Regions from separate parts of the Mus musculus genome. Here region 1 is linked to region 2. Evidence: chromatin loops called from intact Hi-C (ENCODE). Cell type or tissue: heart. All regions are shown on one strand. Each heading gives the region's core, and the rest is flanking DNA. Links, peaks and the distances in the headings are about the cores only. Region 1 holds the start of Arpc3 (actin related protein 2/3 complex, subunit 3). Region 2 holds the start of Tctn1 (tectonic family member 1).

What was found. Peaks named below come from ENCODE experiments on the same cell type or tissue, not always from the same donor. Only the 100,000 strongest peaks of a DNase experiment are listed, where the experiment ranks them.
Region 1: a loop joins it to region 2, with 4 times the contacts of the local background. A loop is called at or near these places in 13 of 42 quality-filtered maps.

What each region holds. Positions count from the first base shown.
Region 1 is chr5:122,388,813-122,397,142 of GRCm38, forward strand. It overlaps Arpc3 (actin related protein 2/3 complex, subunit 3), which reads left to right and starts at 3,066. Exons shown (of 7, transcript NM_019824.4): 1 at 3,066-3,185; 2 at 8,005-8,104. The coding sequence starts at 3,180. Gm32853 (a long non-coding RNA gene) reads right to left here and starts at 4,499. Exons shown (of 4, transcript XR_387695.4): 1 at 3,727-4,499; 2 at 2,070-2,184. In heart, for the core only: CTCF peaks have their summits at 3,021 and 5,289 (motif pointing left); DNase peaks (open chromatin) are centred at 2,635, 3,109, 3,629, 5,299 and 1 weaker place; H3K4me3 peaks cover 1,611 bases; H3K27ac peaks cover 1,288 bases.
Region 2 is chr5:122,263,117-122,271,446 of GRCm38, forward strand. Tctn1 (tectonic family member 1) reads right to left here and starts at 1,344. Exons shown (of 14, transcript NM_001039153.3): 1 at 1,022-1,344. The coding sequence starts at 1,253. In heart, for the core only: CTCF peaks have their summits at 2,254 (motif pointing right), 2,988 (motif pointing right) and 5,004 (motif pointing right); DNase peaks (open chromatin) are centred at 1,335 and 4,951; H3K4me3 peaks cover 1,496 bases; H3K27ac peaks cover 716 bases.

The DNA.
Region 1 (8,330 bases), core at 16-8,015, 130 kb after region 2:
TTGAGCTCTATTGCTACAAGAGAGAAGATTCTCCTCAAGGACACACTTAGCAACTTTTAGATCGTTTACTTGTGTCTGGAGACTTTCGATTTTATCACACAACTCCTTCCTTTCATTCATCATTCTTTCCACAGATACTAAGAGCAGCCAGCCAGTAAAATCATTTTCCGATTTTTTCCCCATCTTGTAGAAAGCTTTGTGCACTGAATCACCTAATTCATTAAGAAAATCAAGGTCATTAGCTTCTTTAAGTTCGGAATATAGTTTCAACCATGGGTCTTCAAAATTCTCTGAGCTCCCAGGAGGGAGAGAATCTGGAGAGGTTTCAATATTTGAAAGTGCTGGTGGATCAACAAGCCAATTCCAGTATTTTAAAAGATTCATCCTTGTACTTCTGTTACTCTAGAACCACTCCTGGTACCAACTTCTGTATTAGTCAGGGTTCTCTAGAGTCACAGAACTTATGAATAGTCTCTAAATAGTAAAGGAATTTATTGATGACTTACAGTCGGCAGCCCAATTCCCAACAATTGTTCAGTCGCAGCTGTGAATGGAAGTCCAAGGATCTAGCAGTTACTCAGTCTCACGCAGCAAGCAGGCGAAGGAGCAGGAGCAAGAGCAAGAGCAAGAGCTCGAGCTAAACTCCCTTCTTCCAATGTCCTTATATTGTCTCCAGCAGAAGGTGTAGCCCAGATTAAAGGTGTGTTCCGCCACACCTTTAATCCCAGATGAAAGGTGTAGCCCAGATTAAAGGTGTATTCCTTAAACTCGGAGATTCAATCTTCTGGAATCCATAGCCACTGTGGCTCAAGATCTTCAAACCAAGATCCAGATAAGGATCTCCAAGCCTCCAGATAAGGGTCACTGGTGAGCCTTCCAATTCCGGATTGTAGTTCATTCCAAATATTGTCAAGTTGACAACCAGGAATAGCCACTACAATACCCTAAAGCAGAAGAAATAGTTTTTCTTTTTAACTTACATTGAATTACATTGAGCTTTTGAGAGTCCATTGGCAGCTGGTGTGGTGCAGGTCATGGGAACAGCCAGCCAGAAGGTCTTTCTCCAGCATCCCTCAAAGGCCAGGCTCTGGCAGAGTGAGGCTGGATCTTAGTAAGCCCAGCTAGACGTGACATTACAGAGTATTTTCCATAACTTCTTTCCTTGAATCCTTGCAACAGGGCCCAAGGCTCCCTGGATATTTGGTGACCAGTCTACCTGGTAACGCTAATTCAGCCCTCATAGCCCTCAGGTCAGAAGTTGTCATGTTGGCCTATAGGGCTGAGTTTGGTCCATTTTCAATAAAGCCAAGTGAGGCTCTCTGAATCCATAGTCGTTGGCATCTGGAGGCCAAGGCTGAGGGCAAGAGCCAAGTGTGGCTGGGCTGTGCACCAGGCCTGGTGTGGGAATGGGCTGAGCTGCCTGTGGCCTAGGAGTACGGGATGGCTGAAAATATCCTGGTCTCTGGTCTCTGGACTCCCATTAACAGGTTCCCAGGCATGGTGGCGCACACCTTTAATCCCAGCATTCAGGAGGCAGAGGCAGGCAAATTTATTGAGTTCGAGGCCAGCCTGGTCTACAGAGTGAGTTCCAGGACAGCCAGGGCTACACAGAGAAACCCTGTCTCCAAAACCCAAGAAAGAGAACATGTCTAATGTTAGTTCTAAATACTTTTCTTGTAGCTCATTTCAGCCTCCCTAAGCAATGAGGTAAATACTGAGGCCTCTATATTTAGGTGAGGAACAGAGGCACAGAGAGGTACATTAAGTTGCTCAGAATAACACAGCTAGTCATGTTGGAACTAGGATTCAACCCCAGGACCTGGCTCCTCAGCAGTCATACAAAGAACAGGGAGTATAAGCCAGACATTGTAGAGACCAGCCTGGGCTACATAGTTAATACCTTGTCCAAAAACAAAAAGTGGTTGGCTGGGTATGGTGGTTACATATCCCCTCAGTCTCAGTACTTGGGAGGCAAGGCAGGTGGATCTCAAGAGTTCAAGGCCAGCCTGGTCTACAAAGCAAGTTTCAGACTAGCCAGGGCTACCCAGAGAGGCAAAATACATACTTACATACATATATGATGGGTGTCAGTGGTGGGTTTGTAGTCATCCCCTCAGACATGTGGCATCACTCAGGCCCTTATAATATGCTTGGTTTTCATGACCACTTAGTCCTTGCCATGATCTGGGAAGACATACACCATACCTTGTTGAAAGAGTAGAAATGATATACACATTTAGTGGGTGACAGACAGGTCAAAGGGGTAGGCTCAGGACTTTTCTTTCCTTTACCCCTGTGGTGGTCCCTGACTGTCTTAACATGACAAGGAAGATAGACACCACCGTCGGCATCATAAAACTAAGCAAGAAAAATAAATAAAAATAACAGGAGTGATGGGCACATATCTGTAATTCCTGAACACAAGTGGGTGCAGATCAGTTCATATTCATTTATATGTATATGCCAGCCTGGACTTCATGCGACTCTTAGCAAAGAAAAAATTGAAAAATAAAAAATATTGGCCGCCAAGACGGCTCAGGGTGTAGGTGTTTCTGAAGACTGTGTTGGTTCCGAGAGTATCACGGTGGAAAGTGAGAACTGATGTCCCCCACCTTGCATTGTGGTAAAAGTACAAAACTAAGCCAGGTGTGGTGGCGCACGCCTTTAATCCCGGCACTCGGGAGGCAGAGGCAGGCGGATTTCTGAGTTAGAGGCCAGCCTGGTCTACAGAGTGAGTTCCAGGACAGCCAGGGCTACACAGAGAAACCCTGTCTCGAAAAACCAAAAAAAAAAAAAAAAAAGTAAAAAACTAGACATAGCAGAAGGGTAAATCAGGCGACTGAGTGGTACTGGATTTGAAGCTGAAGCCGGGAAATGAGAAAAAAAACCCAAAAAACAAAACCGGGAGCTGATTATTAACCACTTGCGAGGGAGTCTTCAATTTCAAAATCCAGCCTTTTATTCTGAACGTGCTTTATGCATGCGCCACGGTCATCGCCTCACGCTGACGCGCCCCCTGGCGTCACTTGCGGTCAGCGCAGCCGGAGCAAGTCACCGGAAGTGCGTTTATTCCTTCCGCCCGCCTCTTCCGGCTTACTTCCGCCCACTCCACCCAGGCTCGGTCGTCGGAAACGCTTTCTGAGTTCGGCTTCTCTGGATCGAATCCGGACACCGTCAAGATGCCGGTAAGCATTCGAGCCCCAGGGGCGGGGAGCCGAGCGGGGCGAGGGTCCGAGGGGTGGCAGGAGATCTGTGTCATAAGGCCGGGGAGAGAGGAAGCGTCCGCCCTGATCTCCAGCCTTTGCCTCCAACACCGGCTCGCCTGCCCCGCCGCTTCCCCCCTAACCCTGCCGTGTTCCCAGATCCCACCCTAGAGCCTCGAACCTAAGAACGATGGCTGGCTTTTAATTTATTTTTAAGTCTAAGGTCCAGCTTCTCCTTTTTTTTTTTTTTTTTTTTAAATTTCCCCCTTGTCATTTCCACTTCCTCCTCCACCCCAGGGAGTGGGATCGGCCTGCTACCTAGTCACCTGTCAGACCTCACTTCCCTGATGGACCCCTTCCTCCGTCTCCCTGCTCTGACTCCCACCCGACTCCCTGACCACCACCGAGCCAGCGCTGGTTTCCTTTTTCGTGTGCATCCGAGTGGGAGGAAATTGATGCCGATTGCAGCTTAGCGAAGGGACGCTTGAATAGCGTGCACCCACACTGAACCAGTGTTACTGACCTCTCGCTGTGAAGCCAGCATTGTTGACAGCAGCGACTAAGGGCCACTCAAGGAGCTCACAGTTTAACGGGTAGACAGTAACCATGCAAATGCACATAGGAAGTAGTTTCCTATCTTAACAACTGCTGTGACGAAAACAGATAGATGGCAGTTAGCCTACCCCTATCGCTCAGTTATCGCTCATCCCAATACCGAGGCAGGAGGATGGCAAAGTTCAGGCCAATGTGGACTATGTAGTGAGTTCTAGGCCATCCTGGGCTACAGAACTGCAAAGCCTGTCTCCCAAGAAATGGGGGAAGAAAAAAAAAAAAAAAGAGGCTTGCATGCAGGAGGTGGGGTCACAAGGTACAGCAGCTCATGCCTGTGACCCCAGCTCTGGGGAGGCAAAGGACAGGCAGATCTTCTGGCTTATTGGCCAGCCAGCCCAGCCAAAAATAAGCAAGTTCTGGGTTCAATGAAAGACGATGTCACAGGAAATAAATATATATATAGAGAGAGATAGTAGGGGCTGAGGAGGTGTCTCAGTGGTACAAATGAGAGGACCTGAGTCTGGATGCTTAGCACCCAAGTAAAACAGAAGGGGCGGGGGGAGGGCATGCAAAGCGTGTCTGCAGTTTCGGAGCTGGGGATGTGTAGAGTTCCCTGAGGCTCCTTGTCTCAAAAATAAAGTGGAAAGCAGTTAAGAAACAGACCTATGGCCTCCACCTGTGGATATGAGCATACATACCTACATGCACACATATGCACACACGTGAACATGAACACTACACACACACACACACACACACACACACACATGTACACATGCATGGTCATGTGCAAAATAAAACTAAAAACAAAAACCAGTACCTGGTGACAGGGATTGGGAGAACAGGGGACCCGGGGATGTGGGCAAGAGGCTGGCATAAATAAGGCTTATTTATAATGAGTAGGAGAGCAAGCCTAACTTTGAACAGTGTGCATGTGTTTGAGTAGCAGTGGGGAATTGACCCCAGGGCCTCATGGCATGCTACATAGATGCTCTACCACTGAGCAGTATTCCCCCATCTTTTTTACTTTTGAAAAGGGGTCTTATAAAATTGCCCAGACTGGCCTTGTAGTTGTGATCCTCCTGCCTCAGCCTCCTAGGTAGCCAGGATGACAAGCCCGTCCGGCATCACCGTGTTTGGCTTTGGAAGATTCATGATTCCTATAGTTAGTATATGTGAAGACCCAGAGTTACTGTCCAAATGAGCCCCCGCATCTCCGGATGACACTGTCTTCCAGAGGTCTTGAGTTCAGTTACTAGCACCCACAGGGCAATTTACTACCTATAATCGGATCTGATGCCCTCTTCTAGTATGTAGGCATACAGTTTTCTAAAAATGATGTGGCATGAAAGTTTTTAGTAGGTGGGGCAGATTTATAGAATATTGGCTTTTGAAGGGTTGTTTACCATTAATGGAGGGAAATTCCCAGCATTCTCAAACTACCCTTTAAGAGCACTGGAGTTTTGTCCCCAGCATCCACATCCAGCAGGTGCCAGCTGCCTATAAGTCCAGCTCCAGGGACCCCAGCACCATCTGCTGGACTCTGTGGGTACTGCATACACACAGAAATACCCGTCCACAGATATAGTGCACACACATAATATATTTTTTGTTTTGTTTTGTTTTTGTTTTTTTGAGACAGGGTTTCTCTGTGTAGCCCTGGCTGTCCAGGAACTCACTCTGTAGACCAGGCTGGCCTCGAACTCAGAAATCCACCTGCCTCTGCCTCCGAGTGCTGGGATTAAAGGCATGCGCCACCACGCCCGGCTATAAGATATTTTTTAATCTTTAAAAAAAAAATCACGCTGAGCAGTTGGTAGCATGCACATTTAATCTCAGCACTTGGGAGGCAGAGGCAGGCAGATTTCTGAGTTCGAAATCATAGGACCAGCATTTGAGATTGTTCATCCACACAGTTCCCTCTCCTTTAGCTCATACGCACTCACCAAAGGTGTGGTGTATCTTGCTCATTTATAAGTTTAGAAGCAGACTGGTGGGAACTGGAGTAGAGTTGAGTTGGTAGAGCATTCGCCTGTCATGTCTGAAGCACTAGGTTTACTCGCCAGTACTGTGGTTATCTAGATCCATCATCCCAGCAATGGGAGACAGAGGCAGGAGCGTAAGAAGTTCAAAGTCATCGTCCCCTGTGAAGTAAGTGAGAGGCCAGCCTGGGCTAACCTGCATAGTAAGTGAGAGGCCAGCCTGGGCTAACCTGCATAGTAAGTGAGAGGCCAGCCTGGGCTACCTGCATAGTAAGTGAGAGGCCAGCCTGGGCTACCTGCATAGTAAGTGAGAGGCCAGCCTGGGCTACCTGTTGTGGTTGAAGGGGGTGGGGGTGGGGAAACAGGTTCCAGGAAGAATCGACCTGTGGTCATAAGGACAGGAAGTGGCAGATTTCAAAGCCAGGCCTTGGGTCCTGGTTTGCTGGAGGGTGGGAAACCTGTTTTGTGTGGTCTCTGTAGTAGAGTGTTTCAGCTTGCATCATGTCACGGAGTGCAGAACTGGAGGAAGCGCATCCTTCCATAATGCACGTCTAGCCTAAGGATGCAATCCCAGGAGGCACAGGCAGGCGGATCTTTGTAAGCTTGAGGTCAGCTTGGTCTACCTAGGGAGTCCCAGGTCAGCCAGGGCTGCTTGGAGTAGTGAGAGCCTGTCTCAAAAAGCTGACGTTGGGGGCATTCAGTCAGTGAAACACTTGCCACTCAAGCACGAGCACTTGAGTTCTGTCCCAGACTTCACGAAAGTGGCCAGATGTGGTGGCATCTGTCTATAAGCCTAGTGCTGGAGAGGCAAAGACAGGAGGATCTGTGGGGCTTGCTGGCGGCCTGTCTGTCCAGGTGGTGAGCTTCAGGTTCAATGACAGCCCCTGTCCTGAATATAAAGGTGGAGAAGCAACTGAGGAGGTCACCTGATGATGACCTCTGACATGTGCACACATGAGCACCCAGATTCATGAACACACACTCACACACACTCTCACACACGATACTAATAGGAAAAAAAAAGAACCTGGTCTCAAAAAAAAGCTCTGTGTGTGTGTGTGTGTGTGTGTGAGTGAGAGAGAGAGAGAGAGAGAGAGAGAGAGAGAGAGAGAGAGAGAGAATGAGAATATGAAGATCTAAAGAACATGGGCAGGGCCTGACGGGACAGGAGAGATGGCTCAGCAGTTAAGAGCGCTAGCTGCTCTGTCTTAGTCAGGGTTTCTATTCCTGCACAAACATCATGACCAAGAAACAGTTGGGGAGGAAAAGGTTTATTCAGCTTACTCTTCCACATTGCTGTTCATCACCAAAGAAAGTCAGGACTGGAATTCAAACAGGTCAGGAAGCAGGAGCTGATGCAGAAGCCATGGAGAGATGTTCTTTACAGGCTTGCTTCCCCTGGCTTACTCAGCCTGCTCTCTTATAAAACCAAGACTACCAGCCCAGAGATGGTCCCATCCACAAGGGGCCTTTCCCCCTTGATCACTAATTGAGAAAATGCCCCACAGCTGGATCTCATGGAGGCATTTCCCCAACTGAAGCTCCTTTCTCTGTGATAACACCAGTTGTGTCAAGTTGACACAAAACTAGCCAGTACACTGCTCTTTCAGGAAGTCCAGGTTCAACTCCCAGCACCCTGTTCCAAGGGATCCCACACCCTCACACAAACATGCATGCAGGCAAAACACCAATTACACAAAATACAAATAAATTATTTTTTAGAAAAGAATATAAATAATAAAGACAGGCATAGTGGTACTGAATAGTGAGACCCTGTCTTGACAAAACAAAACAAGAAGGAGAACATTAATAAAATGAAGTAAAATTAGTAGAAGACAGTGGTAAAGTGTAATTTTTTTATTTTTTGGTTTTTCGAGACAGGGTTCCTCTGTGTAGCACTGGCTGTCCTGGAACGCACTCTGTAGACCAGGTTGGCCTCGAACTCAGAAATCCACCTGCCTCTGCCTCCCAAGTGCTGGGATTAAAGGCGTGTACCACCATGCCCGGCTCTGATATATATATATATTTTTTTTTTATGATGGGGTTTGAGGTACTGCCTACCTCTGTTTTCCGTGTCTAGTTTAGTGTGAGCGGAGGGCTACGCTTATCCACCAGCTGACAGAACGTCTCAGAATCCACCAGTTGGTTCTCTTGAGTCAGGCGCTGGCTCCCCGTAAGCCGACGCCAGCCCTTTTCTCCCACAGTTGGTCCTCGCCTTGTCTCCTGGTGACACTTGTTTTCTCTCTTCCCTGGGCTGGCCCCTGCAGGCATACCACTCTTCTCTCATGGACCCGGACACCAAGCTCATCGGTAACATGGCCCTGTTGCCCCTCCGAAGCCAGTTCAAAGGACCCGCCCCTCGCGAGAGTAAGTCTCTGGGTTCTTTTGTTGGGTTCCAAGCAGACCTGCTGACTTGAGAGCAGGGAAGAGCTTAGCTTGAGTCACTCTTCCTTGGCTTCCTGTCACACTTGACCAGGAGCAGCCTGTTGCGCTCCACAGGAAACTGGTTCAAACTCCTCCAGGATGTTTACGTGAGCTGAAAGGAAATGTGGGCTGTGGGGCGTGGCCCCGTTGGTAGAGACATGGCTTGGCC
Region 2 (8,330 bases), core at 231-8,230:
CCACACCTGGGAATCTCAGCAACTGGGAGGCAGAGTCAGGAAGATGTCAGGTTACAGGCCAGTCTGGGTCACTTAGCAAACCTGTCAGGAACAAAGTTAGGAAAGAAGGCGAAGGCAGGAGACTGGAATGGTTCTAGAACAGGCTGGGGAGATGGCTCAGGAGTTAAAAGCACATACTGCTTGTATACAGGACCTAACTTCTGTTCCCAGGACCCAAGTCAGCCAGCTCTCAAACAAACTCCAGCTCCCCACTTCGGTTCTCCAAGGGCGCCAATATATATCCACCCCATCCTCACAAACATATACAAATATGCACACACAATTTAAAATACTTTTTTAAGATTTAGAAAAAATTCCCCCCGAAAGTGGTATAACGCTCTGGAAAGGCACGAAGGGAAAGGGGAGTTTTATTGATAAATGAAAAATGCTTTCTTAGTCCGAAAGACAAATTAGCTCCTCCTTGACTAGGTCCTCTCTAGCCATGGACAACTGCGCGTACTCACTAAAAGAACGCCATACTCCCTTCACTGGGATGGGTAAAAGGGAGAGAGCAATTAAGTCCACTACCTCATGTGTTTAAATTTACAACCACGAATTGTTGCCAAAGCTTCAAATTCCGAGCGGTAAGTAGATACGGATGAAACAGGTGTGTTTAATAACTCCATTTAGCTGGTAAAAAATGTCTAAAACGCACTTAATCACCCTGAAAATATCTGCTGGGCTCTCAGTAATCTAGACACAACTGGGATGCCCATGTCCGTGTGTCTGCGTGGAGAGGACGAAGATCCACTTAGCACTCTTTCTTCTACCAGTACTGCCTTCAACTCATTCTGTAGGTTTCTATCTAGTACCCCACTGCAGCCGTCTGCAATGATGCGGAAAAGGGAGTAACTGAGCCCCGCCCTCCGCATTTGTGTGCCAGAGATCCGATCTCCCCCTGAGGGTAACGACAGGGAGGCTGAGAAGGGGGTAACTTTGAGCTGGTGTACCCGCTCCAGGGGGGTCACCCCTTTGTACCCACCGTCCGTGACCGGGGTAGGCCTGGGGCCAGAGCGCTCCGGTGCCCTGGGAGTTCCCGGGGTCCTAGGCGACAGGGAGGGCTGCAGAGTGGTGGGGGTGGCCTTGGTGGAATTGAGATCCTCCTTCGTCACTGCTGGGGTGGCCGCAGCCGGGATGGCAATGACCTGGGTGCTCGAAGAGGTGTAGCAGTTTAGGAGCACCAGCAGGAGCGGCGGGAGACCCCGCGACCCCATGGCCTAGCAGAGTAGCCCGCGCCGGGGAGCTAGGCCCGTCTGTTGCCCGGGCAACAGTCACAGCCTAGCGCTAGGTATCACGGGAAAGGGCTCGCGAGGCCAAACTGGTCTGCGGAAGAAGGTGGGGCCTGAAGTCAGACCCGCGAATGGGGCGGGAGCTGGGCGAGGCTATAGGCGGGGCCTGGGCGGAATCGGAGAGGAGGGGCGGGGCCGGTGGGGGCGGGGTATGAGACAGCTCTTTCTAAGGAGCCCTCAGAAAATCGGAAGATGTAAACTTCTGTTGTGACACTTTGGGTGCTGCGTGGTTGTTTTTTTTTTTTTTTTTAAAAATGTAGATTCCCAGCTATAGCCTCACAGAATTCGGAGTCAGTCAAGACTAGGGCAGAGCCTAGAAGAGAGTATTTCTAATAAAAGACCCGCAGCGCATGTTTAGAAGTGACTTGGTTCCTTTAAGTTACATTGAATTTCTTACCCCATGTAACACTTTCTTTACTTTCTTTGCCTTTGGATACATCGCAGGAGGTCGCCAGAGCACTTCTGTCCACGGATTTATTTATGATAAGAGAAACAAAAGAATTCTTAACTTTTTGGTTCTTTTAGACGGGATCTCTCTGTGCCTGACTAATCTCGAACCCAAGGCAGCCCTATGTCAGTGCCTCATGCCAGGCATGCACCACCGCATCCAACCTCCATATCTGCCTTTATGATTATATCATTTGGAATGTTCTTCTCATCGTGTGTGTGTGTGTGTGTGTGTGTGTGTGTGTGTGTGTGTGTGTGTGTTTACTGGTAGGGGGAGGATGGGGGAGGAATTTGAGACAGGGTTTCTCTCTGTAGACCTGACTGTCCCAGAATGCACTCTGTGGACCAGTCTGGCCTCGAACTCGGAGAACCACCTGCCTCTGTCTCTCAGGTATTTTTTAAGGGTTAGTTATGTTTTGTTTTGTTTTGTTTTTTGTATATGGTGTTGTGTCTGTATGTATGTACACCAGCAGAGGGCATCAGATCCCATGAGACAGTCATAGACATGACATGAGCCACCAAGTGGTTGCTGGGAATTGAACTCAGGACCTCTGGAAGAGCAGCCCAAGCTCTTAACCGCTGAGCCATCTCTCCAGCCCTTCCTTAAGTCTTACAGCCCTGTGCTTCAAATCATTCTGTGAAAAGTTCTCAAAATCCTTTTATCCAGTCTCAAGCCTCAATGTAATTTTCTGACATTTGACTTCAAGGTGTAGACTGTTATCTGCTCATACATTTCGAAAGCCTTAGGGGACAGTGGGGACTCATTTGTTAGTTTCTTTCTTTCTTTCTTTCCATCATAATTCACTGAGTCCATCTAGGGGCTAGAGAGATGACTCAGCCATTAGGAGCCCTTGCTGCTTGGAGAAGACCAGGGTTTAGTTCTCAGCACCAGCATGGTGGCTTCTCACCTGTGTTACTCCAGCTCTAAAGGATATAAACCGGTCCTCTGGTCCCTGGGGGCACCTGCATGAGTGTGTGCACCCAAATAAAAGCACACATCTAAATGTGACGCTTCCATTATTCAAAACTGAATATATGAATATAAGCAATATAGTAGTCACCTATGCTGGAGTTTCTTCCCAGTCAACATTTTTGTTGGCAACAAGTAACAAGTTTACTGGGTGTAGAATTTGGTTTGGTTTTAGTTTTCAGTGGTTTTTAAAGATTGATTTATTATTATATGTAAGTACACTGTAGCTGTCTTCAGATGCTCCAGTAGAGGGCATCAGATCTCATTATGGGTGGTTGTGAGCCACCATGTGGTTGGTGGGATTTGAACACAGGACTTTTGGAAGAGCAGTCAGTGCTCCTACTGGCTGAGCCATCTCGCCAGCCCCTCAGTGGTTTTTAATGAAAGCCGTTCTAACAGGTATACTAGACTTTAAGTAGACCTGTATTTGCATTTCTCTTGGATACCCTTCCTAGAAGTACATTCTATGGTCTTGTGTGTAAGTTTATAAGAAACCGCCCAACCTTTCTCCAGAGCCACTCCCCAGTGTTCTTTCCCCACCAATAGAGTCTGACAACTCCAGTTTTGGATGCTCTTGAAACACTGGGAGGTTAGGCATGATCAACTCCACTTCCATTTTTGTTTGTGGCTAACTTGACAGGCTTGCGGTGGTGTCTCCTTGTCAGGTAAATTTGTTTGTTTGTTTGTTTGTTTGTTTGTTTCAAGTCAGGGTGTCTCCTGTAGCCCAAGCTGGCTTCAAACTCACTATGTAAATAAGAATGACTTTGAACTTCCGGTCTTCCCTCTCCTTCCTCCCAAGTGGGTGGGATGCAGGGTGCCTATCGCTGTACCCAGTACAGATGACCCTGGAGATCCAACCTAGCGCCTCATGCATCCGAGACAAGCACCATACCAACGGCACCATACCAAGGCACCATACCAAGGCAGGTTCCAGCCTTGGTTTTTTGTTGTTGTTGTTGGTTTTTTTTAGACAAAGTCTTACTGTGTATCCTCTGCCCCTTCCTGGCCAGCCTCCCCTAGTGTCAGAACTGCAGGTGTGTGCACCTTCAACCTAAATTGGCTCTTAATATCCCATCAACTGACGTGCGCTGACCCACTGACTTTGCAGTTACCAAAGCACACAGTCTGAGGCCAGGTGTAGTAGATACTTGAAACACTCAGCAGGGAAACAGCCCCAAGTTCAAGGCCACCCTGAGCTACATAGAAAGATCTTGTCTGAGAGAAAAACAGCAGGAAGGAAGGGAATGTGATTCTAGTACTCCGGAGATGATGGCGGGCAGGAAGATCAGGGGTTCAAAGTCAGCTTCAGCTGCCTAGCAAGGTTAAAGGTCTACATGGGATGGAAATCGGGCTTCAAAATGGAATTAAGCTACCCTTACCCCCCCACACACACCCCTTTGAGATCTGTTGCTCTTGCCTTCCCGACATCTGTTTGGAGTTCTGTGATGTAAACATGTTTTCACTGTTGTTTGGGGGACCTGCAGGAAGTTCCTCTTTCGGTCACCTCTTCTTGAAGCTCCATGGGGCCTCTTCAGTCGGCACTGCTGCTGCAGCCCGTGTTACAACACATGCACATTACCTATAACCCCAAGTTTACTGGAAAGAATAAACAGAGCTGGGAAGTGGTGGCGCACGCCTTTAAGCCCAGCACTTGGGAGGCAGAGGCAGGTGGATTTCTGAGTTCCAGGTCAGCCTGGTCTACAAAGTGAGTTCCAGGACAGCCAGGGCTACACAGAGAAACCCTGTCTCAGAAAAACAAAAACAAAATAAAAACAAAAGAATAGATAGAATTAAATGTAAAATAGAGGCTGGAGAGATGACTCAGAGGTTAAGAAGGCTTACTGCCCTTGTAGAAGACCTGAATTTGTTTCCTATAACCTACTCCAGGTGACTCACAACTGTCTGTAAGTCTAGATCTGGGTAACTGGACTTCCTCTTTTGGTACCTGCATTCACATGTGCATATGCACACACACATACACACACGTATACATAATCAATCCTTAAAATAAATCATAAAATGCATTACTAAGCCAGGCAGTGGTGGCACATGCCTTTAATCCAAGCGCTTGGGAGCCCACAGGGAGTGACACTCTTAGGGGGTGTGGTCTTTTTTTGAGGAAGTGTGGCCTTGTTGTTGATGGAAAGGACAGGTGCCGGCTGATTAGAGTCTGTGTAAAACTAGAGAAAAATGTAATATTGCCTTTGAATGTAGTTGACAGGTTACCACAGTTTGCTGTTCTGAACCTTACACTTCCACCTTCGACCTGAAGGTGGCAGCGTTTGTCATTAAAATTAGTCACCTCCAAGGGGAAGAGAAACATTTTTTTTTTCATTAGCTCCTGTTTATTTAGCAAATGTTAACTGAGCACCTAATAGGAGAACCAGTGAGATCGAATCAAAGCAAAAACAAAACAAAACAAAACAAAACACTTAATGGTCAGGGAAATGACCCAGTGGGTCAAAGTGCTTCTCGCCAGGCCTGACAACCAGAGAGTTCTGGCCCTAGGACCCACAAGTTGGAAATCAAGAATGGAATCCCACAAGTTGTTCTCTGACCGCCACATACTTGCCTCCCCCTGCCCCCAGTATAGAAGAAATAAAGAGTTTTAAAGACACTTAGAACTTACCATGGAGCCAGGCATGGTGGCACATGCCTTTAATCTCAGCACTTGGAAGGCAGAGGCAGGCAGGTTTCTAAGTTCGAGACCAGCCTGGTCTACAGAGTGAGTTCCAGGACAGCCAGGGCTATACAGAGAGACCCTGCCTCAAAAAACAAACAAACAAACAAACAAACAAGAAACTTACCATGGACAAGGGCTCTAGAGTCTTCTTTCAGGGAAGATGAAGGGTCACCCAGAAAATTATTCAGTTGAGCAATGTTAGTTCAAGTCAGAGCCTTAACTGGTGTTCTTCCTCAAAACTAAAATGCTCCCCCCCTCCCGCATACAATAAACATTATCTGCAAAGGACATTATTTACTATGACTTTTGCCGGGTTTTTGGGGTTTTGTTTTGTTTTTAGGAGACACGGTCTCTTGCCATAGCCCTGGATTAGATGTCTGGGAACTTACTATGTAGACTAGGCTGGCCTCAGACTCCCAGAGCTTCGTCTGCCTCTGCCTCTGGAGAACTGGGATCGAAGGTCTTCGCCACCACACCTGGCAGGCTTCACCACATTAGCTGTTTGGGCTTTGGCAAGTTGAATCCCTTTCTGAGGTGCGTTTGTGTGAGTCATGTATGACATTCTGGCTTCTCACTCTCCTGTTGTCCCTGGTAATTAACTGACAAAGAACGGGACTGGGGAGGTGAAGGAAAGGGCAGGATTTGAGAATTGCTTTCCAGTGCCATTGACTTAGATGTGAAGGACAATCTCTGGGTCGTGCAAACAGAGGCAAGGACCAAAAAGAAAACCACGTGACATCTCCCCGACGTCCATCACTCCACACCTCAAATAGGCCAAATTCTTTCTGTGACCCCCAGATGACCTATAGAAGAAGTTTCCTCATCTTGCCCAACCTCAACAAGGTTTGCTTCCTCGTTTTTGCACTGAACTTTTGGCCCCCTCACACCCACCCACACCCACACCCACACCCTACTTGGAGACAGGCTTTTCCCTGTGTGTCCTCTGAGACTGTAAGCAGGGATTCATGAATAAACATGCACTCACCCTACGCAGGGAAGGAACCAGTGACAGACTGAACTTCCCATCACCCTAGGTTGGAAGGCCACAAGTGACAGACAGAAGTCCAACTTGGTGAACCAATGAGTTTTATTGCAGTTAATTATAGGAATATGGATGAGGGATTACGTACAGAAGCAGAAATGACTCAAAGACAGCACACACACATATATACACACACACCATTTTTAAATATCCTACTGTTATACCTTCTACTTAACATCCTGTGTTTTAAGGCATTTCCCTCCAAAATAGAAGGTTTTAATCTCCAAAAAAAAACTGCGACAGGACACTAGATAGTCCAGGCCAGCCTCAAACTCACAGCAATCCTCCTGCCTCAGTCTCCTCAGTGTTGTGGTTTGAGGTATGAGCCAACACGCCCAGTTTCCTCCAGGACATTGAAAAGTTCTCAATTTCTGTGTGTGTGCGCGCTTGAGAGTGCATGTGTACACATGTGCATGTTCATGTGCATGGGTTCCATCTTGTTATTTGAGACAGGGTTGGGTCTCTCACTGACCTAGTGCTTGCAGAGCAGGCGAGGCTGGCAGGTTAGTGAGGCCCAGGAGTCTGCCTATCTCAGGAATTACAACACAACGTGCCACCACATCTGGGTATCTAGCTTTGATTATGTAGGTTCTGAGACTCGAACTCTGGTCCTTATGCTATATAGCCTTCTCCTCAGTTCCCATTCTCCATGTGACACAGAAGTCTTGGTTCTCCCCCGTGCCGCTGGAGCTAGCCTCTATACTGTGGGCGTCTCTCTGTGGACACCCCGGGAGTGAATGTCTCTTCCTAGTTATTGGATACAAGGATTTTCTTTTCCAAGTTGTCTTGTGGGTATTTAGATTTTTGTTGTTGGTGGTTTTTATTAATGTGTAGTTAGTTGTGTATTCTAGATGTGAGTTCCTTCTTTGTGCACATGTGCCTGATCCCTGGAGTTGGAGTTATTAATATAAGTGCTGGGAACTGAGCTGGGGTCTTCTGAAAAAGCCAGCGAGATCCCTTAGCCCCGGACCCATCTCTTCCCTTAGTCCCTAGATAGGAACTCTTTCTTGACTTCCTGCTTTATGAACATTTTTCTCTTCCAGCATTCAGAAGGCTGAGATGAGGATTGCTGTGAGTTTGAGGCTAGCCAGGGCTACATAGTGAGGTCCAGGCCAGTTTGAGATACAGAGTGAGATCCTGTCTCCAAAACCAACCAAACCACAAAGCAAAAAAACCCAAAGGGACCAGAGAGATGACTCAGTGGTTAAGAGCATTTTGTTCATCACAGAGAGGACCCAGGTTCAGTTCTCAGCACCCACGTGGCTGTTCATAACCATCTGTGACTCCAGTTCCTGGGGATCATGTAGATCTTATGCCTTCTGATCTATTTGGGTACCGGGCCCACACTTGGCACACATGCACGCAGGCAAACTCTTGTATTTGTAGAAATAAAATAAATCCAAAATATTTGGGTTTTTGTTCTTAAGATTTACACATTTTATATATGAGAGTTCGTTGTCATTGATGTCAGACACACCAGTAGGGGGCATGAGATCCCATTACTGGTTGTGAGCCACCATGTGGTTGCTGGGAGTTGAACTCCAGATCTGTGGAAGAGCAGTCAGTGCTCTTAATCACTGAGCTATCTCTACAACCCCTAAAACAGCTGTTTTTAAAGGCCCAACAAAAGAGAAACAAGAAATGTCTCTCAAACCATGGCTTTTCTTCCTTCCTTCTACCCTTTCTTTCTCCTTTTCTCTTTTACAGTGGAGTGGGGGCAAGGTAGGTAACAGGGGTTGAAACAAGGGCCTTATATATGTTAGATAAGTGTGTGCTACCACTGAGCCACATTCCCAGCTCTGAGGTTTGATCTTTAAAACAAACAATTAGGGCTGGTGGGATGGCTCCATGGGTAAAGAA